6 separate regions of the Mus musculus genome follow, and all the other regions are linked to region 1. Evidence: chromatin loops called from intact Hi-C (ENCODE). Cell type or tissue: left cerebral cortex. All regions are shown on one strand.

Region 1 (5,000 bases):
AATCCTCCAACCCTTGCTTTTTGAGTGTGGATACAGATCTGTGCCACTGTACTCCTCTCCCTCCACCCACCCACCCACACACACACACACATACCCCCTTGGATTAGACTGGAACTCAGCAGGTAACCCAGGATGGCCTCAAGCATACCTTGCTGCCTCTTAAAAACTGTGTGTGTGTGTGTGATTGATAGATTTACTGTGCAGGTGTCTGAGACCAGAAGAGAGAAGAGGGTGTTGCTGGGGTGGCAGATAGTTGTTTGTGAATGGCTTGAGGTCAGAGCTAGAAGGTGAACTTGAGTTCTCTGAAGGAGTAACAGGCCATCTCTCCAGCCCCCTTAGATGGTTCTCTTCAAAGAAGTCAAAAGTTAAGAAGAAAAATGAGTTGTATGACACAAGTAAAATTGAAAAAATTGATGGCAAGTACTGAGAAGTGTGTGTGTATTTATACACATTTATATACAGAAACATTTATATATTTTATATATATTTCAGGGAGCTATTGCAAGCGGTGGCCCCTTAATTTTTAGGTGTTCAGAGAAGGATCTTGGGAGAGACCCAGACTTGAATTCTTAACCTCCCTTTGCCTCCCTCAGGCACTAGTGCATGAGGTTTTCTCAAAAGTACACTTCAGCCTGAATTACAGTGAGTCCTTGAATAGCCTGTGCTACAGAGAGAACATATTGTATATCTCAAGGGCCTATGGGGGAGGCATAAAGCTATGCCTGATAACCTCAATCCAATCCTTAGAATTCTCAAGTGGTCTCTGATACCACATGAGTTTCCTCCTCAGGGTTAGTGTTAGATTTACAGACACGTCATATGCACATTATTAAGAAGACAAAAAGTTAAATATGCTCATATATGCAACATCACAAAATAAGTATTAAGAAGTTTAGTTCACATAACAATATATGGGTTTAGTTTTTAAATTTATTTCCATTACTTTGACATGAATGCAGGTGTGCAGTTTTATCAGAAGAGGTTGTCAGTTACCTGTAGCTGTAGAAAAAAATTGTTAAAGATTTTAATAACTGCTTGAAATTTTTGGTTTAGGGTTTGTGAACAATAGATCTACAAATAACAGGCTTATTTATTACACATAATAAATTTACCTACTTTCCCAGTGTTGAGAATTAATTCTAGGTTCTCATGTATGGTAAGTTGGGACTTGGGGGAGTTGTTTTTAAGTAACTTCTCTGGCTTAAGGCCATCTTGGAAGGGCCTACTGGATATTAACAGTTTTATGGAAATACGGTGGTTTCTTAAACTAGCAAGAGATAAGTGAGCTGTTTTTAAAAGGGATTATGCTATGGGAACTAAAGGCAGGTTACCCAAGTTTCAGAAAATACGCTATCTGACAGCTTTGGTAGGTGTTCAATAAAGTAGAGGACAGTGTCCACAGTTTGGCTTTACCAAACATGGGAGAGGTTTCTAAAAACTCAATTCACTTTGGCCTACCCTAGGAGTGGGCACTTCGTTGTTCCATTTATTTTCTGTTGACAGGAACACGAATGTGAAAAACACACAGTTGTTAAAAGCCCTGTGCATTCCATTTAACCGTTGAAGCAAAATTGTGCTGTTGATGGAATTCATTTTGTAAAATGAAAAATAGTATTTTTCCCTGCTCCTTATTATGATGGTGATTCTTCTTCTTATTTATTTATTTCGTTTTTTTCTTTTCTTTTTTTTTTTTTGGTTTTTCGAGACAGGGTTTCTCTTTATAGCCCTGGCTGTCCTGGAACTCACTCAGTAGACCAGGCTGGCCTCGAACTCAGAAATTCGCCTGCCTCTGCCTCCCAAGTGCTGGGATTAAAGGCGTGCGCCACCACTCGGCATTTCTGCATTCTGTTTATAAAGGAATACAGAATGCTAACCGGAACAGATAAAGACATTTAGGTCTTATTATAAAGTAGAGCTGCCTAGGGGGATAAAGGACGCAGACTTAACACTGACCGAGCCAGAAACACTATTCCCAAAGTAGGTGTTTCAGCAGTGCGTAGAGAAAACGGAGATAGATGCTGCGCGCCTTGGGCGGAAACAGCCGAGTCACAAAAAGTACTCAAGCCACAATTTCCTTGAGTGGAAACTGAAACTCAACAGCAAGGCAGTTTGCTCGCCCCGCCTACCCCTGCAGTTCCGGTTCCCGCTCTGAACTCCACCCCAGCAAGGAAAGGAGTTAAGAGAGCCTCAAGCGGCTCATTGCCGCGTGGGAAAGGCGGAGTCTTACGTCATCTCTAGCGCGACACTGGACAGGGCTTTCGGCTGGGAAGGTCAGGCGTGGCCTCGGGTTCGCGCATGCGCGCAACCTCCTGGTGCTAGTGCTCTAGTTGGCCGCCCGCTCCGTGTAACCATGCTGTGCCGGTCGTGTGCCGGGTGGCTCAGGTCGCTGCCCACCCTGCGGCTCCCGGCACCGGGATCACCGCCCGCCTGGAGCAGCGCGCGGCTCCCAGCCCTTCCGGTATGGGCAGCCGCTTCGGTGTCTGCGGCCTCTCCAGGTGGCTGGTATGAGGCCCTGGCAGCGTCGGCGCCGGTGCGCACCGCGGAGGAAGTGCTGCTGGGCGCGCAGGAGGCTACCGGCCTCCCCTGGTGGAGCAACATCATACTCAGCACCGTTGCCCTGCGCGGTGCTGTCACTCTGCCCCTGGCCGCCTATCAGCACTACATCCTGGCTAAGGTGAGGGGCGTCGGTCCCCGTGCTGCCTGCCTGCTAGTGTTAACATGGAGGCTAAAATAATTTAGTTAGCATTGCATGTTAAATGATGGTTGGTGACTCGAGTACCTTCCAGTTCACCCGACCTACCAAGTATTTATTCGAAATACAAGTGCCTCCCAAATGTTCGGTTGAGACCAATATTCAGAAGAAATGGCACGGAGGAACCTGAAACATTAGGGTCATAAACATTTTAAGAGTCTGCAGCATCATTTGTCACTATTGATACTGCTCTTTATTACTAGAAAGGTATCACTAAGTTAGCAGTTTCCAGACATGAATTCTTCCTCTGGGCCTACCACCTACTACCCTGTATCTGATGGATTGAAACTTCGAGTTGGCTTTTTAGGAACTCTGTTCAGTGGAATTGGTATAACGTTACCTCCCCCATGGCTGTGCCTGGGGGTGGGGGTGGGGTAAGTCAAGATTTTAATTTGAGTCACAGAGGATTGCCAGGAAGGGAGCAGCAGCATTGAGCCAGGAAGCATTCACAGTGAGGTGTTAACACTGGAATGCTGTTTTCTCTCTCCTGGGAAATGTAGGGATGGAACAGTAAGAACCAGGATGCAGTTTTCATTTACTCGAAATCCTATGGAGGAGGTGCTGTTAGATATGCTACATACTGGGAATCAGGATTTCAGGTTATGCACAGCCAGAAACAGAAAACATCAGGTACCCATAACCAAGAAGTTGCAGTTGGTTTAACTCAGTATGGTTGCCAAGATCACGCAGATAGATGTACAGGCAAGGAATTTAAATCTGGGGTCAAAGATACTTTAAGCAAACTAATATCTAATAGAGTTTTCTTAAATGTTTTCGATTACAAGTGTGATCAGTAAACAACATTTGTATATGGTCTAGGGAACAGAGACTAGAACTGTGAGTTTGGTTGTCCTGACCAAATGCTGAGTGGGGGAGGAAAGGGATTATGTGGTTTGTAGGTTATATAGTCTATTGTGGAGGCATTACAGAGCAGGGACAGCAGCAGAGTCCTTGGAGGAACACTGCTTACTGGCTTTTTATACAGCTCACGTTCACATGCCTGGGGCTGGTGGCACACAGTGTCCTGTGTTCTTCCATGTCAATTAGTGATTAAAAAATGCCCCATAGGCTAATCTGATGGGTGAAATGTCTTAGTTGAAGGCCCTTTCTTCTGGATGTGCCAAGTTGACAGCTGAAGCTAACCATGCAGTAGTTATCAGTAAAGATCCTTTATGAACTCATCAAACAACTTTTTTCTTTAGTTAGGTGGAAAACTTGCAACCAGAAATAAAAGACATCGCCAAGCGCCTTAACCAAGAAGTTGCAGTCTGTGCCCGTCAGTTTGGATGGTCCAAGAGAGTGGCTAGGTATGCAGCTTTGGGTCTGCGGTCACGAAAATGTGTGTGTGGTGTGTGCGTGTATACACGGTTAGGTATTCTTTTGATTGGCGTATTCATATTAATCACTATGCTGCATGGTGGTTTTATGTATTGGAATGGAATCAAAGAAAGGAAGAAACAGGCGTTATTCCAACTCCTGTGAAGCTGAATCGTCCTCCTATCTCAGCCTCTCTCTCAGCTCTGAGATTACAGGTGCAGACCATTGTATCTGGCTCTGTATGTCAGAATATGACAGGGTTTCATGTGCACCAGGGATGCCCAGTGGGTAACTGTACCCAGGAATGACCTTGAACTTCTAATCCTCCAACCCCGACCTCCCAAGTGCTTAGATTACACATTTGTGATACCACACCTGGCCTGTGTTCTTGGGAGCCACTGAAAAGATAAAGTCAGTGAATTAAATACTGTATTAAGATTTGACGTAAGTCAGTGGAGCTGGGCAAGTAATGTGCCACCATGCTTGGCAAATTCTATTTAATGTGAGCTTTGTCATCTTTATTTGGTGCTAATACAAACTTGACATTGCACTGAAGAGCAGCTGAATCAGCAATTAAGAGCACTTGCTTTCATTTGTTTATTTGTTCGTTGATGTTTTAATCTAAGACAGGGTTTCTCTGTATAGCTCTGGCTGTCCAGGAACTCACTTTGTAGATCAGGCTGGCCTTGATCTCAGAGATTCGCCTGCCTTTGCCTTCTGAGTGCTGGGATTAAAAGCATTGGTCTCTGTATCTTGCCTAAAGAACACGTACTGCTCTTTCGGAGGACCTAGGTTTGATTCTCAATACTCACATGGTGGCTTATGGCTGTTTGTGGCTTCAGTCCCCGAAGTATCCAGTACCCACTTCTGACCTCTGAGGGCATCAGGCATTCATGTGGTGCAATTAAATACATGTAAGCAAACCACTTAT
Region 2 (5,000 bases), 140 kb before region 1:
GCATACGATGATGGCCCAGCTCCCACACCCACCTCTTCGGAAGTGTATAGTCTTAAAAATCACTAGATTCCGTTCCTGCACATTACAAAGGTGTACAAAATAGTCAGATTTAGGAAGCCTAGGACCCGAGACTCAAACTCGGACAAGAGTTTTCTAAGTGAGGACGTGATCGCTCCAAGGGATGGTGGAGGGGAAACAGTTTTCTTTTGGACCTGACTTCAGTCTCTCTCCTCTCACGAAGTTCTCTCGGAAGATCCAATGCTCTCTGGCTTAGGCGGTGGAGAAAATGGCCAGGCAGGAAAAGTCCATCCAGGAGGTCCGGGGCGAGGCCCCACCTCCCGGATCTGAGGGGCCAGGCCTCGCGCTCGCCCAGCTTCCCCCGCGCTTCTGCGCTCGCCCCCGACTTAGCCCGGGCCCCACTGCTCGCCATCCCACTGCCTCTGCTTCCCTGCGCCCACGCACGCACGCTCGATCGCTCGCTCGCTCGCGGGGGAGCCCACTCCCCGGCCCTGGAGTCTGCACTTGGGAGAGGCAGGCAGGGCTCCGCGCTCGCGCGGCCGCCGCGGCGCCGGCTGATGGCGTCACCCGCGCTTCCGCCTGCGGCTGCGTTCTAATACGAAGCCAGGAAGGAAGGAGGGAGGGCTGCAGGGCTGTGTGTGTGGGGGAAGTAGCGCGGAGAAGACAAGCCACCCAGGCGCTCGTTCGCCCGCCCGCTTGCTCGCTCGCTCGTTCATTCGCTCGCCCGCCCGCCCGCCCGCGGTCCCTGCTTGCGGTCCCCGCTCAGACTCGGTCTCCCCAGAGGAAGCCACTCCAGGCGCACTCCCCCGGCGGCTCCTTCCGGACGCCTGCTCGGCTTTCCCGGGCACGGCGTTCGCGCTCCGCCTCGCCCCCCCTCAGCCCTCCCGCTCTCTCTCCCTCCCTCCCTTCCCTCCCTCCCTCTCTCCCTCCCTCCGCCAAGCTCCCCGCCCTTAGTATCGCGAGACGAGGTGAGAGCTGGCGGAGCGGCGGCGGCGGCGGCGGCAGTAGAGGTGACCGAGGCGGTGGCGGCGGCGGCGGCCCGGAGCGCTGTGTCGGCCCCGGCGCGACCGAAGTCGCGGTAGAGCGGAGCCCCCCCACGCCCCTCCCCCGTCCGCGTCCCCCACCCCCTCTTCCCGCGGGGATGGAGAAGGCGACGGTTCCGGCGGCGGCTGAGGGAGAAGGGAGTCCCCCGGCGGCGGCGGCAGTGGCGGCCCCCCCCGCGGCGGCGGCGGCGGAGGTCGGCGGCGGGGCTCGCCCGGCCTCTTCTCCTCGTGGGATGGTGCGAGTCTGCGACCTGCTCCTGAAGAAGAAGCCACCGCAGCAACAGCAGCAGCAGCAGCCGCCGCACCACAAGGCCAAGCGGAACCGGACTTGCCGACCCCCGAGCAGCAGCGAAAGCAGCAGCGACAGCGACAACAGCGGCGGCGGTGGCGGTGGAGGAGGAGGAGGAGGCGGCGGCACCAGCAGCAACAACAGCGAGGAAGAGGAGGACGACGACGACGAGGAAGAGGAGGTTTCTGAGGCAAGGGCCTGGTTTCACCTCGAGGAGGGCGGAAGGGACCGTGGAGGGCCTAAGGTGGGAGGGGACTCGCGGTGGGACCGAGCCCTCGGGGCTTACGATCTGCCCTGAGGGACCGGGCTTTCGGCTGCCCCCTTTCTTTGCTCGGCCTGAGTCGTGAGGTGTGGGGACGTGGGGGAGGGTAGCTGACACGTGGGGGTGGGAGGACCGGAGAGTGCACGGAGTTGCCGAGAAGCTGGCTAGCCGAGGATGCTGCTTCGCAGGGTGAAGGGTGGAGGGATTGATTGGTCGGATTCCCGGGTGGCACTTTGGGGCCGAAGGGTGGTCTCTCTGGGGCCAGTAAGGCCACCTCATTCCCGGGGCGGGGGCGGAGCTAAAGCGGGAGGGGTAAGATAATAGGTAGGAGAGTCTCCGGGGGACCGACTGCGAGCTTGGTAGTTTTCTGTCAGTGGAAGGTGGCCGGGAGCAGTTGTGGAGGGGCGGTAAGATTGTAATGGACTCGGAGCTAAGTATTTGTATCTGGGAGAGACACGTGAGAGGCTGTACTTTTCCATACTGTTTTGCTGCAGGGCTTTTTCTTTTCTCTTTCTCTCTCTCTCTCTCTCTCTCTCTCTCTAAACTCGTGGCTGCTGAAGTACTCTTCGCTTCCTCGATTTGTGAAAGATTTATGGATGAGCCGATCTTCTATCCCTCCATATGCGTTTACAAGTGACTTAGTACGTAAAAATTGTTAGGTGCTCTGCGTGTATGTGTAATAATCCATCGGGTTCTCCCTTAATAAGAAATAATCAAACCATACCCCGCTTTTATTTAATTAACTTTATTTATTTATCTATTGTAAAGTAAGCAGGGATGAAGTGTCTGTTTTGCACCCGGGCATGGTTGTGATTGGGATAGGGAGGCCTTATGTTCTAGTGATCTGGTTTCATAACTCCTTATAGTTTTTCCTGGGTCTACAGACAGGCGGCGTTGTAGGACCTTATTCCTTTTAACCCAAAAGCTTAATGAACCATACTGATAGCAAACTATGACCTACCAGTTGTTAGTTCTTTTAGAACAAACCCTTTTGTCAATATTAGGAAATGGAAGCTTTAAACACCCAAATATGGAGGAAATAGTAACTCGAGGCAGCAGAGGGAAAGAAGCTGTAAAAGTTGATTCTAAAGAGAAGACTAATTGAATTATCCAGAAATACTGCGTGCCACACTAGAGCCTGGTAAAAGGCTGCTTTTGAGTTAATTTGATTTCTTCTTTCCCATCCAGGTTCTGTTTATGTAGAGACCTTGGAAAGAGACTTGAGGCTCACCTGTTAGCAATAAGACAAACATTTTTTCCCTAACCTTAGATGAAGCTACATCGTAGAAAAAAGTTCTAAGAGTAGGAATATATATACCTCCAAACTTGTCCCTTCTGTTATTTCTATTGGGCCTATTGTGGTAAATGTGTATGGGTAGTTTGTACTTGCTTATTGATTGATTCTGGACAGCGTGTTGCTCAGGCTTCATTGTAAGCAATGTAGGCAAGGCTTAGTGTCTAGCAGGCCTAAGGCCCTAGACACCCTTAAATCAAACAAACACAAAAGAGAAAGCAAAACTTTAATATTGAAACAATGATGAGAAGGACGTGATGGAATCCTTTTCTGTTTTGGTACTTAGAATTGGCCAGCTTTATAGTTCTCAGAAGTGGGAAAGACTTTTCCTCTGCAGCTCAGCCTCTTTATTTTAAAAATAAGGGCAGCAAGGTTTAAAGGATACTGGAGGATAGTGTCTGATAGTTGCAAAAGTAGGAATCAAAGTTTTTAGAGACTCAGTGACATCTGTACATTTTGTCTCCCTTCTGACCTATTTCAAAAACTGGTGCTGAATTTCAGGTTTAGCAACTGTGAGTAAACCACCAGTAGTAAGATTTTAAGTTTTCTAACATTAAGCTCTGGTTTGGAACAAGGCCGTATACTTAATGTAATACTTAAAGAAGAATTCTGCTACAAACTGCACCTCCCTAGGTAGTTTTGTCCATGACCTGATATTTCCTCAAGTTGTATAGATGGCTTGAAGCATGTGGGTATGTTCCTTTTGTAGGTCTGAGTTTTTCATCTGAGAATATGTACAATATGTACTTTGACCAGCTAAGACAGTGTTGATCCTTACTGTGTTTTGCACTGCCATCTTCACAAGTAAAGCAATAGGTTTGTCATTTGTTGGGTGAAATATATGTAATAAGAAAGCTGAGCCATTAAAGAAATGTCTGTAACACATGATGAGAAATGGGCATGATAGAAAGGACTGGCCTGCATGCTGTGATCAGAGTGAAGGGGTGAAGCTCTGAGCTGTGTGCTGCAACTTGGAGTCAGGTGGGCGGGTTGGGTTGTGCAATAGTTTCTTTTCTCTTTCACTGTCTTTACATGTCTTCAGAAGTTTAATTTTCAGGACTTGGGAAGTGTACTTTTTTTTTCCCCAAAATTATTTTGGCCTACACAGTTTACAAATGCAGATAATCTGATCCTTGAACTAATTCTCCTGTAAAAATCATCAAAAGGTTAGGAGAGCATCTGAAAGTGTATACTTCTGCGGTGTCTCACTTGAAGATGTTGAAGGATGACAACATGACAAAAAGAAATGTTAGCTGGACATCCTATGTCTGGTGAAAGAGGAAAAATGGGAGAGAACATGGATTTAAGTAAGAGCTTTATTTGTAAGTTTTAGTACCTAGTTGCAAGCCCTATTTATCCTTTAGAGTAGGTATCTCCAAAGTATCTCCGATTGGATGGAATGGTTTTGATGCTCGTATAGCCTCAGCTGTACCTGGAAAGCGTGCAGAAGATTGAAAACTTTTCCTCTCTTCCCTTCTTTTGGCACAAGACTTTACCTCTAAGTTGAAAGTCTAATTTGCTCAGCTTTCAATGGGCTACTGACTAGTAAGGAACAAAATATATTTCCCAACATAGAAACACGTTGTACATTGGATTGAACTAAATATTTACAAGAAAAAGGTAGAATTGGAAGAGTTTATACTTCATTTCAGAAATAATATTGCATTCTATTGAACACACTTTGGGATATGAGTGGAAGGCAGCTTTCTCTGAAGCACAATTCAAAGGGAGGAAATGTTAATGATAGAACTTTTAAGTTCAAGAGCAATGTTGTTGAAGAGAAAAGAATAAAATATAAGTATGGTGAGAGTCGATCAGAATTCCACCTATATTTGAGGAAAAAGATGTGCTTTTTTATTTTAAATAAGAAAGAAACTTAGTGAAGAACTTTAGACAATGAGGGCCAGTGAATTAGTGTTGACAGTACTGAGGATCTGCAAGGCCAGGAGACTTGCATCTGTAAAAGAGGTAGGGTTGAGGATGAGGGAGAAGGGGAAACTATCATTAAGACTCTGGACACTAATTTCTTGTTTCATTTCTTTTGTTTTTAATGGAAAGATGCTAGGCTCCACTGTTGTAAATACATGAGATCAG
Region 3 (5,000 bases), 360 kb before region 1:
TATTGAAAAACACATCTAGCTTTTCACCCACTTTATGAGCCAGCAATGTCTTTTTCGGGGACCCAAGAATCCATTGACATAAACAGCTCCCCTTTCTCTCAGCTTGGGGAATTTGGGGGGAGCTTAGCTGTTGCCAGTTGCAAAACTATCCCCTTGCTTAAAGATATAAGAAGGGCTTTGGGGGCGAGGCAGGGGGTGGGGATGGGGGCTGTTGATCTCTATAGACTAAGTTAACATAAATTAGGTAAACTGGCAGGTAAAGCTAGGGCAAACTTCATTTGGCAAGCGGAACTGTCAGATCATCTTGAGGACTAGTAACTATTCATAATGAGTTCACTAATTACTGTGCAAATCGTGCTGTGACCAGGGAGTGTGACTTCTTTCTGCTTTTAGTGGACAGACAGCCTGTGGTGCACATCACATTCTGGTTTAACGCTTATTCAAATTTAAAAAAAAAAAAAACAACTGGTCTATTTCCTTGGCAACTTTAATTCAGAGTATAAAAGAGGATGGAAGTGCCCATTTCAGGAGGCCTGGAAAGGTGTCTGGAGGAAAAGTCTTTAGAATTGAGAAATCTCAAAGCCTTTGAATAAGCCGGGTGAAGGGCGGGGCTTAGGTAGGATAGGAGGATTTGGGAAGTCATTGACTGTGGGGTATTATTGTTAAAGTAAAGGAGAATGGCCTGAACTGGGAAGTAGTGATGAGGGTGGAAAGAGAGGACATGGTTTAAAGAGAAAGACCATAGAGCCTCGTGTTGAAGACCACAGACAACTAGCACTAACTGCTGCCTTGCCAGTAGAAATGCGTGTGGAGAAGGAGGCAGTTTCCAGAGCAGCTAGGTGGACAGGCGACCTTAAGGGGGTTAACCAGCTATGGCAGTTTCGGCCTCCTGAGGTACTTGTTAGAAATCCAGGACTTTCCGCTGACTTCCTGAGTTGGAAACGCTGAATTCGGGGCCTGGGTCGTAATGTCTTCTGGAAGGTTCTGTCACACTAAAGTTTGAGAGCCACAAATCTAATCCTTACAGTGAGCACTGCACACTACATAAAAGGAAAGAAAGCACTAAGCTGAAAGCCCTCGCCTGAAAGACTCAGGGCACTCTGTGACCCATTACTTTGGACTTTTAATTTAAACTCGATATTATGAGATGCTATGTCAAACTCAACTTTCCTCTAATGCCATGCGTATAAATAGACCATTCTAGAAGACCCCAGCGATTCCTAAAGTGGCCTTTACTTTTGGATTATGCAATCCTTGATAAATAGGATTCACTGAGCTCTCTGGAACCACTGTGTTTGCATTCCCTTGACAAATAACTAAGCCATCCATCAAGCTCTTGGTGGTCAAAATATTAACCTCGCCTGAAAAAACAGACAGGTAAGTGGACCCTGGATTCTAATCTCAACCGCAGCTTTGATTCCAAGTCACAGCTCCAGGTCACAGGGATGAAGGTCATGGTGGCCCTGCAGGGCCAGCCTGCTTTTCTCTCTTACCTCAGGGGCATCTCAAGACTGCGTTGGGGGCAGGATAGAAACTGCCAAACTTACCTAAATATCTGTTGAATCAGCACAGAGGGCTGGTTAATACTCAATTAATGGGTGGATGAACACTCTGAGCCAATCTTAGCATCAGGGACTAACCAACAGTCTCTGATGAGGATGAGTCTGGGGTGTCTGGCGAGCACACCTGTCCTGGAAGCTGCTACTGCCCAGCTGCTTCTGTAAGTCACAGTAAGTTTTAACTTGGTCACGGCTTTCAAGTATCACTTTTTGGAACATCTCTTTCTAAAAAAAAAAAAAAAAGATGATGTTGTTAGTGTTTATCCAGGGTCACAGCAATATGCCAGGGTCATGGGCAAGATTAAGAATTCATTTTATCATGACGTAAACTCATCTTTGGGCCTAAATGTTGTATTCTATAACCACAAGGCAAATCATTCATCAAGCCAGAAAGAGAAAGGGTATAGACCTAGTTAGCTGGTATATGTGTGTCTGTTCATTGGTTCATTTAATAATTAGGCTTTTTATATTAGCAGTGTGCACACATACACCTAAGCACAAATATGCAGGTATACAGATAGTATGTGTGCTAAGGAGTCACATATATATATATATATATATATATATATATATATATATATACACACACACACACACACACACACACACACACACACATATACATATATCAGTCATGGTTATAAAGCCACAAAGTACACTGAGAGGAACCAAATGGGATTTTCAGAGCTCAAAGTAAATCAAAGTGTTCTCCCACCATGAACCAGGCTCCAGTAAGAAGAAGGCATTAGTAACCTTGCAAGCTCAGCTCTTAGACAGGAGCACACACCCCTTAGCAAGCCAGCACAGTGTACCTTAACCTAATAAGCAGTGTTTGGCACAGAGAAAATTCCCTCAGATTTGCAAGCTGTTGGCCTGGATTTTATTCTTATCCCTGTCTTTACTGCCGGTGTAACATGAGGCAAATCGCCTACCCACCCGAACTGCTATCTTCTTACCCGCAGAACGCATGCAGGAGCTGCAGTGTTGCCTGTCTTACCAGGCTACCGAGAGAGTCAACTGGATGCCACGGTAAGGCCTTCCATGCAGTCTCTGCCCACCCATGCCTCTGCATGGGGCCGTAGTTGTAGATCACTGTGGAAGCTGTCTTAGGACCATGACCAAAGCAACACGAGGAGGAAAAGGGTTTATTTGGTTTCTGCTTCCACTATTTATCATCAGGGAAAGCAGGAACTGATTTAGAGGCCATGGAGGGGTGCTGCTTACTGGCTTGCTCCCCTTGTCTTGCTCAGCCTCCTTCCTTGCAGAACTCTGAACCAACAGCTCTCAGTGGGACCAAGGCCCCACCCACAACGGCCCTGGCCCTCACATCAATCACTAACTGTCTGCAGCCTAATCTCATGGAGACAATTTCTCAATTGAGGTCCCGCCTCTCTGATGACGCTAGCTTGTGTCAAGTTACTGTAAAACTGTCCAGCACAGAAGCCTCACAGTGATATTTTGAGAAGGTGCACAGTAGCGTAGCCTTCTCTCTAGAAACAGAAACACCAGCTGCAGCTGCTTGAACCCAGACACAGATTTTCCTCTTCATCCCTGCTTTGATCTCCACTCTTTTTTTTAAATATATATTTTAATTAGGTATTATCTTCATTTACATTCCCAATGCTATCCCAAAAGTCCCCCATACCCCCCACTCCCCTATTCACCCACTCCCCCTTTTTGGCCCTGGCGTTCCCCTGTACTGGGGCATATACAGTTTTCAAGACCAAGGGGCCTCTCTTTCCAGTGATGGCCGACTAGGCCATCTTCTGCTACATTTGCAGCTAGAGACACGAGCTCTGGGGGTACTGGTTAGTTCATATTGTTGTTCCACCTATAGGGTTGCAGACCCCTTTAGCTCCTTGGGTACTTTCTCTAGCTTCTCCATTGGGGGCCCTGTGTTCCATCCAATAGCTGACTTCCACTCTTGACACAATCTTCTATGTGTAAGTCATCATTTTATATAACCAAAGTCAGAACTACCTAGGCCATGGTAAATCCATGGATAACTCCCAAAGCTGGAGCTTGTGTGCACTCTAGCGTCTCCTTAAAAGTGCACATCAAGAGTTGCTACCTGCAGTCAGGCAGATTGCTCACCTGAAATAGAAGCATCTTCCACACAACATGGCACCCAACCAGGCTCTACTACCCTACTACTGTGTCAAACCGCCTTCCGCATTCACTTCAAACAGACACTACAAGTGTCTCCAGAAACAGTCTATAAGACAGACAAGTCTCTATGCTGTGATGATCCAGCTTTGGATAAGGAAGGAATCTTGCTTCTGGCCTAATGCTATAATTAACCAAAAACATGGAAAACTCGTTTTACAAAAGGAAGTGGTTCTAACAGCACTAGAGCGTTCACTGTTTGCAAGCACTCGTGAGGAACGTGTTTTTTAAAAGTAGGTAAGAAAGGAATTCACCCCAGGCTGGTGGCATTCCAAGGAGTTTTCTAGCTTGCAACATTTCTCCAATACACGTTTGTATGTTTCAAAGACTCTTAAGATCACGGGAACCGCCAACTCCAGGTGTCTTCTTGAGTATTCATAAAGAAACCTGTATTGTACGAGACACACGAGGAGACAAAAGTTAGAACTCGGAGGCCATGAGTTTGTGGTTGTGTGTGTGTGTGTGTGTGTGTGTGTGTGTGTGTGTGTGTTTTGTTATTTTCAAAAAGCCATGAAGACCATGAAGTTGAAGTGACCCCACTTAGAAACCTTGGGAAGCTGTCAGGAGCTTCATTATCATACACTGAGATAAAAAAAAAACAAATCAATAAGATCAGGTGATTTTCCAAAGCCATGTGGTACCAGATGGCAGATTCAGAACCTGAACCTGAAACACACTGGCTGACTAGAAGGTTCTGGCTCAGACTCTAGAAACTTCCATGTGAGATCAGTGTCAAGTATTTGTATGGAAAATATATATTTTCCAATTACCTTTGGGACTAATTTTTTTTCTTAAAAAAAAAAAAAAGACTTCCTAGGACTGTACTTTTGAGGTATTAAATCACCATCCCCCCCTTCAAATAAGCCACTAAGTGCGAGTGGTCTAGTCATAATCTGTACACTCATCTGGCTCACCAAAAGAAATAAAATGGGGGCAGCAGAGATGGCCCAGTGGTTAAGAGCACACATCGCCCTTCCAGAGGACCAGAGTTTAGTTCCCAGCTCCCATATACAGGAGCGCACAACTGCTTGTAACCCCAATTCCAGGGGATCTGGCACTGTTAGCCTTAGAATGCACAGAAACGCACATATACATAATTAATAATAATGATAATAGTAATAAATCAATAATTTTAGAAGGCAAATACAGTGGATTCTAGAATGTTTTCAAAACACAGAATGAAGTTGAAACCTTTGATGCGTCCTCACAGCCTGCCTCGGTTTACAGCCCGGAGATGAAGCCGCTGCAGAGTGAGATTGGACAGGCACCACAATG
Region 4 (5,000 bases), 710 kb before region 1:
CTCCTTGAGACCAGTACTAGCTAATGTGCAAAGTCTATGACATTCCTGCCCCACAGGGCTGGCTTGGCAGCTGCTAAGTTCCTCCCAGTGAAAAGCACAAGCCCCAGACTTATGCAGTGTTTTAAACCACAGCCATCCTGACTGGTAAAATCCCTACACAGTACCACAAAGAGCGAATAATTTAAGCTCCAAGATGATTTTTTTAAACATTTTTGACCATGTAAGTAGTTCTTTTCACAACAAAAGAAGCTCCAAAAAAAATAGAAAGACATCTATGTATTTACATTAATTTCCCTCATTTATTAAGCTGTAATTTTCATGCATAAATAGGATAGCTAACAAAGAATTTTGAAGGGAAAAGTTATTGCAAAATGAATAGTAAATAATGTTATGAGATCTTATAGCTTCCAAATTGAATCAAATATTATTTCTTGAAATTCAACATACTAAATTAACCTTCCATGTAAAGAATACTTAGTGTGTTCCATTTTTATAGGTGTCTACTGAGACAAGAAATAAAAAAACGTCAACAATCTTTTTCCACTTAAGGGCTCTAAAATGTGACAAATTGGTTAATTTAAAATAGTTAATGTCACTGAGGAAAGAGTTTATGTAATCAAGGATAATTTCCAATAAAAAAATATACTATGATTCAAATGTCATGCCAACAGGAATGATGTTAAGTGTGACAATGAGGGACCAGACAAATGAGGTGTCACTTAAAAAGATGACTGAATGGGGAGGCAGACAGTGGCAACCTCTGGAAGATGGAGTCTCTTCTCTCTGCTGGCCCTAGAAGAGAAAAGAGACACCAATAAACATCAACACACTGTCCAAATTCCTCCCCACCCGAGATACACCAGTCTGCTGGTGTTTCTCATCTTCACAGCCAGCCTTGCCTTCAGGTAAAGCGGTCAGGGCCAAAAGAAAGGTCAAAAAAGTACCACCATATCCGAACTTGGTTAGTGCCGTCTTAAAAAGCAAAAACGCTACAAAATGGCATTTCTTTTCTTACATAATTGTAATCTGCATCAAACAGAATGGGAAGCAGGCAGGCACAAAGTAATGTCTTTTATCATCACAGTTTGAAAGAAATAGTCTTCCAAAACAGACTGCACCTTTAATTCTAAGGTATCAGAGTTCAAACCCAAGGCCTGCCACCAGACCAAACTACAAATTGCAAGATGGGAAGTTTCTATGAATGGATGGATATCTATGTGTTTGTGGGTGTGGAGCATGTGGCTACAACCAAATACTGAGGTTGTAACTGTTGTTTCAGTAGGAATTAGGCAAGGAGCAAATGGGGAGATGGAGACATCGAACTGATGAAGGGACATTAATCAACTTATACACTAACAAAAAAATTACCATTATTCTAGAGGGAAGCACTAAAAACTTGAAATTCCAAGGATAATGATTTAAATAGGATACTCTTGGTAGACAACCCCTTCAAGTCTGGATTGCAAACAGAACCCTTACAAATCTGTTCTTCCAAGGGAGGAGAGCACTCTGGCTAAACAGCAAATCCCAACGCTGCTACTACAGGCCAACAGTGTACAGCAATAGAATTCCGAAGCTGTATCATTTACCACACATCCTCTTCTATAGACCTAGTCACTACAAACCATCTCCGAAGTTAAGACTACAGAAAGAACTTTAAATTTCAGTGACTCAAAACTAAGATCCAAATACGTATGATGGGGAGTTAATTTAAATCACACAGCACCTATGGGCACAGCCTCACTGTACTTTTCCTTGAGGACACAAAGTGACTATAAACCGTCAAGCGAGAGTCTCCAGCCACCTAAGAAGCACTGGAAGTTTACAAATGAGTTTTTCTGAACTCGAAGGCCCTGGGCAAGACACTATGCATTGCTGTTGTTCCATAGGTTGGATTCCCCAGCAGACAAGGGACGCTGCGGCAGCGTGGCCTGTTCCTGGGCACCACGGTGTCTTTTCATTGTCCCGGGCAGCAACCAAATCCGAAGGCTGCCAAGCGCCCTACAAGCGGAGAGGCCAGCCTGGACTGCATGCAGTTTAAGGAAACTGTAAGACATTCCGAGGTGGGAAAGATTACAGCAAGCCGGTGACAAAGGACTAAAGAAACAGAAACGCTGGACTACAGGTCTGCACAGCGCCTACTCCTCCTCGCACAAGAACAGTCTGAACAAAGCCGCGGCCCATTGCCTGAGCGCCTCGCACCGCGGCCACCCCGGGCCTCCGCAGGCCCCGCCGCCGCCCAGCGCGCGGCCCCTGCCCGCAGCTCCTACCTCCGGCCGCTGCTCCCGAAGCCGCGCCACGCGCGCTCGGCGACGCCCGGGGCTCGCACAGGCCCTCGGCCCAGACGGCCCCGGAGCAGCGAGAAGCCGCGGGCCCGCGTCGCCATGCCTCGCCGTCCGCCTCCGGGGGTCCCGCGGTCAGCTCAGCGACACGCCCGGGGCCCTCAGCAGGGTTCCGGGGCGCGGGGCGGGGCCGAGCCCCGAGAAGGCAGAGGCGGCACCGCTGGTGGCCGCGGGGTGGCGGGCGACTTGGCTCCAACCCGTGCACGCTGTCGCCACGGGAGCACAGGGAAGTCCTCGGCCGTTCTTGCAGGCAGCAAGGCCCCCTTGTGCCCCAGGCCCAGCTCTAGTCCCTGGTCTCGTTTCCATGGTTACAGGGAGGGCAGCTTGGAGCAGTAAAGTTGTTGCAGGTCTTTGCTTTTCACTCCCTGTGCGACCTTAAGATGCATTGAAAAAGAAACTCAAGGAGAGGAAGAAACAAAGATGTCCTTGGGATTTCTATCAGTCTTCAGCATCCTTGACACTTCCAGAAGATCCTAGAGTTTGTGGAACCTTAAAGCAGAGGGAGTTTGCAATGAGAAAGCAAAAATCATCTGCAAAGCTAACAGGAAATATTCCTCCCAAGGTCAAGCTGTGGCAGTGATGCGAGGGGCAAGAGCTGTTTAGACTACTGTCTGACTGAGGAAACTAGTTATGGAAAGTCCCAGATGTTAGAGAGCTTGTTCTGTGAAAAAACCATCAAGAACAGTGGTGCAATGTCTGTCTGGTAGAAGGCATTTAATCACAGAAAGAAAACATAGAAGAAAATCTTGGCATCGAGACTTTTTATGTAACACTTTATCATAGTGTATAAAAAAAATTTAAATTTCTGCTGTGGGGGAAAAATAAACCTGTTAAGAGAATGAAAAGGCAAGGAAAAAGTTTCGTTGAGGGGTGGGTGTTTGTAAAATACTTGTTGTGAACTTGTACCCCAAATATACAAGTGTAGTCTCCCCTCCCCCAGCCTGAAACCTGCTTGCTCAGGGGTGGAGCTTCCTGCTCATTCGTTCTGCCACGCCCACTGCTGGAACCTGAGGAGCCACACACGTGCACCTTTCTACTGGACCCGAGATTATTCGGCGGGAATCGGGTCCCCTCCCCCTTCCTTCATAACTAGTGTCGCAACAATAAAATTTGAGCCTTGATCAGAGTAACTGTCTTGGCTACATTCTTTTCTCTCGCCACCTAGCCCCTCTTCTCTTCCAGGTTTCCAAAATGCCTTTTCAGGCTAGAACCCAGGTTGTGGTCTGCTGGCCGGACACAACAATTGGTGAACCAACTCGGGACTGAGAAACGGCAAAGGATTTTTGGAAGAGACGCTGCTGGTTCGGAGCTCCATAAAATAAAGGATAAGGGAAATTCATACCGGAGAAGGTATGGGCTAAGCTGAGACAGCGTTAAACCCGAGCGCTGGTTCACTTAGGTTCAGCAGTGAGGAGCTGGGTAATAGGCGGTAGGCCGTAGCTCTCCGAAGCTACATGAGGTGTGAGAAAAGAAAGGGTTTATTAAAAGGAATAGGCAGATTGCCCCAGTTAATAAAAAATGCATCATAAGGGAGGAAAATGTCCCAAAAAGCAGAGAGAAATATCTCTCTGGGCCTTATAGCAGGAGTACTCTGTTCCCTTTTGTGTCTTGTCTAATGTCCGGTGCACCAATCTGTTCTCGTGTTCAATTCATGTATGTTCGTGTCCAGTCTGTATGAATGAATGTTCTATGTTTTATGTTGGATAATAAAGATGGTATAAAAAACTTTATCTGCAAAGCCGAGAGCTGCCACGTGTTTCAGCCAGGAATCAGACACATGGCGGGAGGGCCCCTGCTGGAAAAACTGTTCGTTTTAGGAAATAAGGGCGAGTGCACAGCCTCTAAGTTTCGGAGTAAAAAAGCTAATAAATGGTTTATGATTAATGTGTTTGACAATGGTAAAGTGTTTTTTATTCTATGATTGTAGCTACAAAAATTATTATTCTCTGATTGGTCTAAATGTAACTGCTTCATTTGGTTCTTTTTTATTGGTAATGTGCTCTGAGTGTTTTCACAATCAGCTCATAAGTTGTTGGTTAAGATTAATAATTGTTACATTGCTACAGATGGTTAGTGTTAAATTTGATAACTCAAGTTTAGAGTCCTTCCGACACATGGCATAAGGCAGCCCAAGAGGCTGGGTCTCTAAAGATATTTCTAGTTTAGGTAATAATTAATGTGGTTCGTATCCTAAATAGTAAAATTTAAGATAAGATTTAAAGCAACGTCTTTTTATTAAAAAGCATTAAAGCTTGCTTTAATAGGTATTCATAGGTATTAATTGACATCCAAACTTCGTAATATGATAGTAATGCTTCTAATATTGATTTTAAAGATAATAAATTGTTTTAAACTTGGGTTTTACTTTCCCAGGGTTGTAGGTATTATCCTAACCTTGCACAAAAACTTAAAAATTATGGTTAAAACTGCTATTGTTCCATTGACTGCAGCTTGCAGTTTGACTTCAAATTTAAGATCTTTAATTCACCTGTATACTGTAATTAAGATAATTACAAGAGTAATCATCTTATGAGAGCGCTCATACAGCTCACTTCGTACAAAACGGTGACAGAGTTATCTAGTTATGTTTGTCTTTGTAAATAGATTAGACAAACAGTTTGGTTATAGTTGCTGCCTGGCAGGAAACTGCAGTACGGG
Region 5 (5,000 bases), 420 kb before region 1:
GTACCAAGAACTAAGGCAGTAAAGCCGGAACAAGGCTGGTCTGTTCCAGGAGAAAAGCTAAACCTGAAGAAGACTGTACAGGAAACACCAGGAAAGCAGAGAGTCAACAAGGCTGAAAGGGGTGAGCGAGACCTTCTATGTCTTAGTAAGGAGGTCAGATTTAGAGTTCATTCCACAGGTATGGGGCAACCACTAGAAAGGCTTTTAGCAAAGGAAGTTGGTCTGATGCGATGAGAATAGTTTATAGAAGATCCTGCTGGCTGAATGGTACATGAGCAACCGAAGGAAACAGTGAAGGCCGTCGGAGGCCATTGTAGTGTCCAATCCAGGACCGTGCTGTCCTGAAGTAGGGAGAGAGCAGTGGAGATATTGTATCAGGTCTCACCAATTTGCTGGGTATGGGAGGAGAAAAAGAAGGACGGCACCAAGGGCTGACAGAGGCTGGGCCTGCTGAGCCCTGTTCTAGGCTTAGGGGATGAACTAGAGACATACAGGATTCCCGTCTTGATGTGGAGCCAATCAATACTTTGTATGATTTGATAAGTATGACTTATTTAAAAGTTGAGGAGCTTAGAAAAATGAAGTATGATTTAAATGTTATCTTTTTTTTCTTTTTTTTATTAGGTATTTTCCTCATTTACATTTCCAATGCTATCCCAAAAGTCCCCCATACCCACCCCCCCACTCCCCTACCCACCCACTCCCCCTTTTTGGCCCTGGCATTCCAATGTTATCTTTTTAATGTAAGATATCCAGATGGGTAGAATTTAATGAGTAAATAAATATCTGAAGAAAACCCTAGAAGAAAATGCATAAATGGATCATCAGAAAAGCTGTTTATGAAACTCAATTTCAAAATAACAAAGAAAATAGATTTGATTACTTTTTTGAAACTTTCTTATGTCAAGAATATCACAGACAAGACTAGGCTATAAATGAAAAGCCTGGGAAGTCAAGCCACGGCGTATCCAAGGTAGAGTTGTAAGTCTCCTCTGTAAAGACACATTTTAAAGAAGAGGAAGATGGGCAAAGAGAAAATTTCAAAAACAAAAAAAGCGAATATGCAAGGTTAATGTAAGAAAGACTTCGACTTTACTAGTAACTAATTCTGTACACATTTACAGCATTTATCAGCTGAGGATGGTATAAACCTGAATCCCAGCACTAAGGAAATGAACCAAAAGGTCGAGAGTTGGAGACTGGAATAGCTATCAAGTGAGCCCTGTCTCAAAAAATAAAATAAAATAAAATAAAATATGAATTCTAAACTTTCAAACTGGTAATAATTGGAAAGAAGTACAATAACTCATGAACACATATTACCCTAGGATTATGAAATCAATAAATTATTCTTTGGATTAGAAAACTTTTAGAATCTAGAGGCATGGCTAAGGACTTAGCACCTGCTGCTCTTGCAGAGAACCCAGGTTCGGTTCCCAGCACCCACATGGTGACTCGCTACTGTCTGTGACTCCATTGCTGGGGGATCCAATACCCTCTTCTAGCCCCAGCAGGCACAGAAAGCAGATGGTGTCCACACACACAGGCAAAACACCCATGCTCATAAGATAAAAGTAAAATAAATTTTAATATAATTTAAAGTATATACCCTTTTTCATCCTGTTACTTCACTTTGAAGGTTGTAAGGTCGTAACCACAGTTCAGAGCAATTACATGTAAAAATTCGCTGTAGTGTTGTTTAGAAATAAAACTCCCTCTCAATAAGGAACTGCTTAAATAAATAATGCTCTATGCATATGGCATATTACAGTGCCGCTAGTTAAAATACATTGTAAGAAAAAAATTAACCCACCCTGACATATGGTAAATTGTTCACAATATCTTTTATGAGATAAAGATAAGTTATAGAAGAGCAAACTATGCAGCCACCTTCAGATATGTTCCCAGAGTAAATATGTCAGCCATGACAGTCAGCCCGCTGCTTACAATAATTTTATTCCAGAGATAGATTTGTAAATATTTTTGTTTCATTTCTGTGTTTTTGAAATTTTTCACATTGTGCATGCTATATGGCTTTACAGTCTACAGAAAAACTATACATCTACACGAGGATAAAGTATTTAAAGGGAAGGCTGCAGATAAAGGCAGAAACCCAGTGTTGCCCAGACACTGAAAACAAACAGGAGATCCGTTTGAGCACGGGCGACTGGGTGCAGCCAGGATCTGAGCAAGACATTGTAGAAGCAGAGCTGTAAACACTGCAGGTCCTGTTCTTTATCATCCAAAGGTCAGTCCACGCCAGCAACCACACACCAGTATACTGTGAGCCAACGTGGCCAAGCTAGTACAAGTGATGGCCGATACCTCTTTTGACCAATGCCTGTTAAATCTCAAAGCCCCTCACCTTTTTCAATGGCCACAGGCTAACTCGACTGTCTGACCCTTTCTGCGTGAGTTTAGAATCCTATGGAAGGCACCGTATAGACACATCAAACAAGCACTGGGGCTCTAGCGTCATTGTCAGACCTTCAGTTCAGTCAGCATTCCACCTCAGAGAACACAAGTCAAGCCTGCCTCACCTTCTCTTAAAATAATAATACGGCTACCCAAGACCCAATTTAAGTCAGGTGGTCAGGCCAGGCACATGAGCCCTGATGTTGCAAGCTGCCTGGAAGGTTCTGGCACACCCTAAGGGTGTGAGGAAAAAAAAAAAAAGTCTTGGGTGCAAAGGTGCTGGCAGAAAGCCAAGACTAAGGAAAAGAAAATTAAGAAATCACAAGCTGAAAGACAACTTAACTTTTCAAAGACAAAACGCAGAGTCCTAGCTGGAGCCGTTTATCTGCAGCACAGTTGGCTAGCAAAGATCCTGCAGCCTGTCACTGACAAAGGTCCCCACCATCAGTCCACTACTGCAGAGAGCAGGGTACCTGCTGGCCGCAAGGACAGAGTAAACACTCCCAACATGCACTGAGGCACTGGGCGTGGCTCAGGTTGCTCACACCCCCTGCGATGGGCAACCTTGTAATAATTAACTGCCGCTGGGGCTGCGAAACTCTGCCTGGAGCAGCACTGTGGGGCCAGCCATGTGTCCTCCACCCTGACTGCCTGCCTCGGCTCGGAGCAGGTGAGTGATCAGGTGAGTGACAAGGACGCCTTGTCACCCGCAGGCAGCTCCGCCTTCCCACTACTGTAAGGGACAGCTCGCCACCTCAGGCTCCGCGCTGCTTGGTCACAAGAGTCTCCTTTGCCCGGCACAAAAGCAGGTGAACTTGGAGGTTGAAGCGAAGAGCCCCGCTCAGTCCACACACAGGCACACCAGGTAGGGGTGCGGGGAGCATTTGAGAGCGGTCTAGAGAAACTGAAATCCATAGTCAGGAAGCGTAAACCCGTGCGTGCATCAGCGCAACCTGAGCCCTAGTGTGAGTTGGCCTTAAATCAGAATTTTTTTTTCAGAATACTCTCCTGGAGAAGGTAAGCGCGTGAGGGGGTTAGGACACAGTAGTGGGGAGGGGCGTTTGGAGCAGCAAGACCACCCTGCCTTCCCCTTTCCCAAAGAGCCAGCTCGTTGACTTTTACCTTAGCTGCTTCTTGTGTTTCAAGTTTGTCATACATGACTACATCGTAAAGGAAAGACCCTTTAACTTGAGGGGTCAGTTAAATGTTCCTTTCTTCAAGGTAAATCAGCTTCACTGAGAAGGGATTGAGATATAATGAAGACCTCACCAAACAATGTTAGGATGACCGTAATCACAAGGGCATCTGTGAGTTAGCATCCAGATTCTGAAGCTGGAGAGTCATAGGATCAAGCCTTGTGTCTGCTACTTACTAGTTTGTCACTTTGAACGTTACTTCCCATATCTAAGCCTCATAAGTCTGGCATCTATAAAACAAACATGATACCATGTGTCTCAGGGCACTTTAGTGGGGATTAAACAGGTGGCAGTTCTTCCACAAACGGCATCGCATCGTATGTCACCGCCCACAAATCTACAGATCTGTAAAATGGGTGTGACGGGGAGGACAAACTGACCTGAGCTGGACAGACAACACCAGACCCTGAGGATGCTGGAAGAGGAACAGTGCTTGTGAGACTGACCTGGTGACCATGGGCGAGCAGCAGCAGCTCTGTAGTGGTAAAACTGCCTGGCTTCTCCTCACTTCCAAGTGTTTAGCCTACCTGAAGGCCAGTTTAAACTTAAATGTTATCCACTTTTATTTTGTGAAAGTGGTGTTTATTTCTGAGGAAATAAAAAGCATCTGTAGTGAGAAAATTACTATCTATTTTATGCTGTAAAGCCCTGGCCTTTATGCTTCACATGAAAGACTGCATTTGAATGACTTTCATCAAATTAGACTATCTGGGCTAAGCCCTTCTGTTGTAACACATATTGAATGGTTTACAGTCAAATGATGGTGACTTTCTTTATATGCTAACAGTCTGGTGCTCATGCTTTGTCGGGCTCTAACTCTTCAGCTTAAATGACAAGGAAGTGGCTTTTTATTATACGGTGTTGTGTAAAGGACACTTTTGTGACTCTTGCTATGAGTTTTATGAATGTTGCTAAATGGTTTACAATGCAAATCATCATTGTCTTAAATGTTCATTTTTCCACTATAGAATTTGAATTTCCTAATCCACATCTAATGAGATACTGACTGAAGAATTTTGGGTAGATTTCTAATGCCAAGTCAACTGACATTTGTTGTGCTATTGGCTTATAGGATCTAGCAATAACAGTGCAGTTTGGCTTATAAAATAATCTCATTTATTTAGACTACCTCAGAGTAATAACTAAACATTTTTCATCTATTATACTGAATATAAACTGTTGAATACAATTTAAAGTATTTGATTTTATATTCCCTAGTGATATATCAATATAAAAAACAGTGCCCCAAGTAAGATAAATCTGTTTGACTATATTTAATATTTTAATATTGAGATGAATCTCCTTAACCTCATAAAAAACTATCTTCCTAGTTAGCTTATATGCTATACGTATATGTTTATCTGTTGTTCCTAAAATATATAACCCTAT
Region 6 (5,000 bases), 370 kb before region 1:
AAAGCCACACCTTCACCTCACCTGAGGACACAGACTGTTGAGGCAGTGTGACTATCATTAGTGAGACAGCACTAAACTTCCAGAAGACTGACACGGCCTACTTCTAAGAAGTTCCGTGGCAGAGCCAAGGGAATTCAGGCCATGTCATCTAAGCTGACGTTTCCCTAGCTCTGGGTCCTAGGAATTTAGGTAAAAGCAGATATGGTGACAGAGAGTACAAATTAAAATTTCTTCATAGTAATTTATAATAGAAAGTGAAGATAATGTCCAAGTGCAACAATAGTAAAAGGTTAGAGTCATATAACAGAACATTACAGGATCATTAAAATGCCATTGTGAAGAATAACTAGTGACAGAATGTATATAAAATATACAGTGTAATGTTTTAAAGAAAAAATGTAAAATGATGGGGGTAGCAGGCAGCTTTTGGCGTATGTTACTCTTTGCTGTATCTCAGCCTTTGTACCTATAATTTTATTTATAATTTCAGTGTTACGATTTCTGTCTTCACCTGAAAGTGTCCTTCATTTTGCTTTTGTAACAGGGGTTTCAGATTCCTTGGCTATAACTCACAAATCGGTGGGGTGAGCTTCCATCGTAAAAGCTGAGTGAGAAGTCTACCTAATGAGAGATGCTTGGTCTTGGGAAGCCGGGAGACAGCTCTGTAGTTGCCTGCTAGGTCTCCTTTCATTAGACTCAGTTCTGAATCATGGGGGGGGGGGGGGGGGCAGCAAACTCGTTGAAAAAGTATCGAGAAAGTGTTTTCTCGAAAGTCCTGCAAATCATTAAGGCCCATCAGCTCGGCCATGGCGGACCCCGCAAGCGCAAGCACGTCACCCTGGGAGGGGGGAGGGACGCCAGCCTTGTGGGTGGTGGCAGGGGCTGCAGGCCAGGACTTCTCCCTGTGAGTCTGGAGTAGTGCCAGGGTGGCATGCCTAGAGAGCCTCTGGGGGCTGTGAGGAGGTGGAGTGCTTCACAAACTCCCCCACTGAGAGACAAAGGTGATGGCTGGCAGGGAAATGCTACAACAAGCAGGCTGTAGCAAGAGCCGGCAGGACCTGCATTACTAACCATAGTGAACCCAAAGACGGGTGAGCAGGAAGCAGTTGAAAGTGTGCGCCCACCATACAAGTATGGCATCATAGACTTCTGTGTTACACATGCATTTATGATGTGTGTCTCCACACTGTTGGGCTTAAATGATATTTTTTTTCTCTATTTGTCTATATTTTACAAATGATCATAGTTACCTTTATCATAAAAAGAATCAATTTTTTTGCCGGGGGGTGGTGGCGCACACCTTTAATCCCAGCGCTTGGGAAGCAGAGGCCGAAGAGTCAATTTTTTGTTTTGTTTTGTTTTTTGTTTTTTCGAGACAGGGTTTCTCTGTGTAGCCCTGGCTGTCCTGAAACTCGCTCTGTAGACCAGGCTGGCCTCGAACTCAGAAATCTGCCTGTCTCTGCCTCCCAAGTGCTGGGATTAAAGGTATGCACCACCACTGCCCGGCTCTCAATATTTTTTTTAAATCAGAATATAATATAACATAATCTTTCTTGCCAACTGTTCTGTCCATATTCAGCCTTCATTCTTAAGTAGACCTAACCGGAGTCCGTCTCCAATGAAGACAGCGTGTTTGTGTCTCTGTGCCATTTAATCTACATAATGTGGGTATATAATCCAACCAGTTTATACCACCTTTGAATGATAACTATCAGATTCTAACAAATTGACTATTCGGAGTAAGGAGCACAGAATTCTTCCCATTGCAGTTGGGTCAGCACACACACACACACACACACACACACACACACACACTCCTACTAAAGCAATTGCTTGTGGCACTGAAGTATCTGGGCCACGTACCAGGAGATGAGTCTAACCTGAGTCCCAGGCCACAGAAACAGACATACATGTGAGTGTATTTGTCAGAGAATCTGAAGCTCGTGGGAGCAGCAGGACTAGCCTGTCAGGCAGGTCCAGAGAGCCTCCTGTCTCTGCCTCTGTTGTTGCAGGTGTTTGAAGCTTCACTTAGGTTCTGTAGGTGTGCTGAAGGTGAAACTCGGGTCTCATGCTTCTACCGTAAGCACGTTAGCCCCACCCCCAGCCGTCTCTCCAGACCTAGAACTGGCTCGTCCTATAGTTGGAAATGTATACACGTTGACAAGCATTTCCTTATTTCTCTTACTCTAGTGTTACTTGGAAAACTTCAGATCATGAACCCTGGCAACCTACACCACAGGACTTCTCTGTTTCTAAGCATGATGGAGGTGGTGATGGCGATGATGGCGATGATGGGGATGATGGGGATGGTGGCGATGATGGTGATGGTGGTGGTGGTGATGGTTGTGGTGTTGATAATGGTGACGGTGGTGATGGTAGGTCCACCTGCACCCATTTTTAACTATGTTCTTCCATCAGAATCCCCTTCCCTCCTGACACCCACACGAAAAGGGTACCTCACCCCAGCTCTCTTACATATACAGGGACGGTCTTGACTATCCTAATGAAGTCTTCAGTTATAATGAAGCTTCCTCACGTACACTCCCCTCTCTCTTCTGACTCACAACTGCGAGTTCCCAAACACCTCCTCACACCTCTCAAGGGCTCTAGTCTCATCTCTGGAAATAGCTTTTTCTCCTCGCTCCAGGCTTGCTTTCCGCCGGCCCGGCAGCTAGTTCATGGATGCAGTTCTCAGAATGGCCAATAGAGGGAGGAAGAGCACAAGAGCTGAGGATGGAAGTTCACCCCGAAACAAGAAGAAATGGCCTTCCCTATGGATGATGGGCGAGAATGGGTCTCCCATCGCCCGAATTCAGGACATCTGGAAATGAGGTTCAGAACGAGAACCTCGGGGAGTCGTTACTTCTGACCACTCCGAACACAAAAGCTGCCGTTTCTGTAAGGGCGATGGGCGTGGGAGGGCTCTACTGGCTCGAAGCAGAGCTCACCCCCACTGAGGTCACACCCAGGGGTTCCTTTCGAAGCTGTTTACCTCTTCTGTCCTCTCTGCTCCTCAACCCCAGTCTCTCCCAGGCAGCCTCTGCTCCACTTGTATTCTCAATATTTCAGTTTTTTAGTTTACCTTTACATTTTTTATGTCCAATTTTGACCCTAATTACTACCAATTTGTTTCCAGGTTTTTGTTTCCACAGTTTTCAATTTTCACTAAATTATCTATCATTTCCTTTAAAGCAAATCCTTCTATTTATATGCTATTTAAAATTAACTTTCACATTAGTTTTCATACTTGCTTTCAAATAGTTTCTTCGACGGTCTAGTATCTAGTTTCTTTTTCTTTTACTAAGTACTAGGGAGTAAAGACAAGCCTTACTCGTGCTTGGGATGAACATATACTGTATACTGCGCATATACACTGAGCTATATCCCCAGACCTTTTAAAAATAATTTTTCAGATTTAGAGACAGCCTCACTACATATGTAAGTCAGACTGGCCTCACTCACTGTGTAGCCCAGGCTTGCCCAGAACTCTGCAGTCCCTCTGAATAGTTAGGACTCCAGGTTCCTTCCAGCAGGCCCAGCTTCTATTTCCTGTTAACCTGTTACTCTTCAGTTTTCCTATGCCCTCAGCTTCTGCTTCCTGCCCCTGTTTCGTGGTCTCAGAGTGAGACCTGCTTTCTCATCCCCTCGTTTCTTCATAACTAGAACGGTGCAATGATGTTACCTGCCTCGGAGACTTGCAGTGAGGATTTGATGAAGTAATAACACAGTGCTACCTAGCTGTGTCTCTTCTTCAAGGAGCAGCAAACCTTGCTTTCTAGAGTAGAAATTAACTTCTTTCTTGTATTCTCACATGGAGCCTGGGCTAATTGTCACTAAGTTACAGTAGCCTTTAGCAGAAAGATACAGTATTTAGCTTATGCTGTTTAGTGTAAATGCTATAGGCATAGATACATTTCTGTGGTCATATGCAAGTCTGCAAAGTGTTGCTCATCTCCGTTCTCTACTTTCCCTGGACTTTCAACTACAAACTAAGAATGTAACTAACAGCTTTACCTGATCGTCACATAACCATCAAGTAGAAAGAATGTGTCCATTCTTATTATAAGAGGAAGAAAAGGGAGGAGGAATGGATATATATATGCACATATTATATATTATATGCTATATTATATATTATATGTTGTGTTAATATTCTATATTATATATGCTATGTGTTGTGTTATAGGTTATAACATGCTATATATTACATATCATATGTTGTATATTATATATTATGTGTTATATACACACATATATGTTGGGGATTGGTCTGGTGCTATGTATGTAAATGTATGAATGCTAAATACTGACTCCCAAGATCTACTTGCCCTCACATGAGTCAATTCCCACATACACCAGCCTTTGTTGTATAAAGCTTGCTCTCCAATTTAAAGCTATTGGTCAAATAAAAGTGGCTATAGCTAATTACTAGGGAGAACAGAGGGAGTGGGAATTTCAGTTACTGGGCTGGACTAGGGGTAGCAGGCAGGGACCATAAGGAGAAAAGGAAAGAGGAGGAGGAGGGGGAGGAGGAGGAGGAGGAGGAGGAGGAGGAGGAGGAGGAGGAGGAGGAGGAAAGGAGGACAAGAGAGGAGGAGGCTGCCAGGAAGCTGAGGGGATCATGAGCACAGGGCACATGGGATCATGAGAAGTGGACCCTGAACAGGCTGATGGAGCAAAGCTAACCTGGAGACACACAGTCAGCAAGTCCTTGGGAAGCACAGCTGGGAACTAACAATCTTGGGTGAGAAAATTTAAATTATGTTGTAAAAATTATTTAATCCCGGCCTGAGGTTTCTATCTTGCATTAGACATCCCCGACTTGGGATTGGAGGAGAACCAATATGTTATAGTAATTATTTAAATCCAGGCCCAAGGATTCTACTCTGCCTTTATGATTCAAGTTCCCAGATGAAAGACACACACATAACCTTCATATGTATAAGCCTTAAACAACACAAGAGCTGGGCAAATATCTACCCTCTATGTTGTTAGAATCT

What was found. Hi-C counts contacts between places; a loop is a spot of excess contacts. Peaks named below come from ENCODE experiments on the same cell type or tissue, not always from the same donor. Only the 100,000 strongest peaks of a DNase experiment are listed, where the experiment ranks them.
Region 2: a loop joins it to region 1, with 9 times the contacts of the local background. A loop is called at or near these places in 29 of 42 quality-filtered maps.
Region 3: it touches region 1 in a loop (4-fold over the local background); 5 of 42 quality-filtered maps call a loop at or near these places.
Region 4: a loop joins it to region 1, with 2.7 times the contacts of the local background. A loop is called at or near these places in 2 of 42 quality-filtered maps.
Region 5: it touches region 1 in a loop (4-fold over the local background); 2 of 42 quality-filtered maps call a loop at or near these places.
Region 6: a loop joins it to region 1, with 2.4 times the contacts of the local background. A loop is called at or near these places in 5 of 42 quality-filtered maps.

The regions. Positions count from the first base shown.
Region 1 is chr5:90,221,290-90,226,289 of GRCm38, reverse strand. It overlaps Cox18 (cytochrome c oxidase assembly protein 18), which reads left to right and starts at 2,294. Exons shown (of 6, transcript NM_001033310.3): 1 at 2,294-2,674; 2 at 3,959-4,059. The coding sequence starts at 2,351. In left cerebral cortex, a CTCF peak has its summit at 2,572; DNase peaks (open chromatin) are centred at 2,230 and 3,097; H3K4me3 peaks cover 1,747 bases; H3K27ac peaks cover 1,154 bases.
Region 2 is chr5:90,362,207-90,367,206 of GRCm38, reverse strand. Ankrd17 (ankyrin repeat domain 17) reads left to right here and starts at 1,022. Exons shown (of 34, transcript NM_030886.2): 1 at 1,022-1,540. The coding sequence starts at 1,160. It overlaps Gm9958 (predicted gene 9958), which reads right to left and starts at 210. Exons shown (of 1, transcript NR_045618.1): 1 at 1-210. In left cerebral cortex, a CTCF peak has its summit at 2,495; DNase peaks (open chromatin) are centred at 1,452, 1,726, 1,920, 2,484 and 3 more places; H3K4me3 peaks cover 3,769 bases; H3K27ac peaks cover 2,982 bases.
Region 3 is chr5:90,578,701-90,583,700 of GRCm38, reverse strand. Albfm1 (albumin superfamily member 1) reads right to left here. Exons shown (of 14, transcript NM_001252661.1): 9 at 3,980-4,112; 10 at 1,687-1,784. Gm42109 (a long non-coding RNA gene) reads left to right here. Exons shown (of 3, transcript XR_880417.2): 2 at 2,522-2,588. Among named protein-coding and RNA genes, the nearest start is that of Gm42109, 3.8 kb to the left of the region's middle. In left cerebral cortex, no CTCF peak of the experiment used is centred here; a DNase peak (open chromatin) is centred at 2,479.
Region 4 is chr5:90,928,704-90,933,703 of GRCm38, reverse strand. Mthfd2l (methylenetetrahydrofolate dehydrogenase (NADP+ dependent) 2-like) reads right to left here and starts at 2,508. Exons shown (of 8, transcript NM_026788.1): 1 at 2,271-2,508. The coding sequence starts at 2,386. In left cerebral cortex, a CTCF peak has its summit at 2,518; DNase peaks (open chromatin) are centred at 2,100, 2,529 and 2,978; H3K4me3 peaks cover 1,782 bases; H3K27ac peaks cover 1,237 bases.
Region 5 is chr5:90,638,667-90,643,666 of GRCm38, reverse strand. It overlaps Rassf6 (Ras association (RalGDS/AF-6) domain family member 6), which reads left to right and starts at 3,140. Exons shown (of 11, transcript NM_028478.3): 1 at 3,140-3,280. In left cerebral cortex, no CTCF peak of the experiment used is centred here; a DNase peak (open chromatin) is centred at 2,970; H3K4me3 peaks cover 852 bases.
Region 6 is chr5:90,586,841-90,591,840 of GRCm38, reverse strand. The region is part of intron 12 of Albfm1 (albumin superfamily member 1); the gene reads right to left. Among named protein-coding and RNA genes, the nearest start is that of Gm42109, 4.3 kb to the right of the region's middle. In left cerebral cortex, a CTCF peak has its summit at 2,697 (motif pointing right); a DNase peak (open chromatin) is centred at 2,669; H3K4me3 peaks cover 465 bases; H3K27ac peaks cover 301 bases.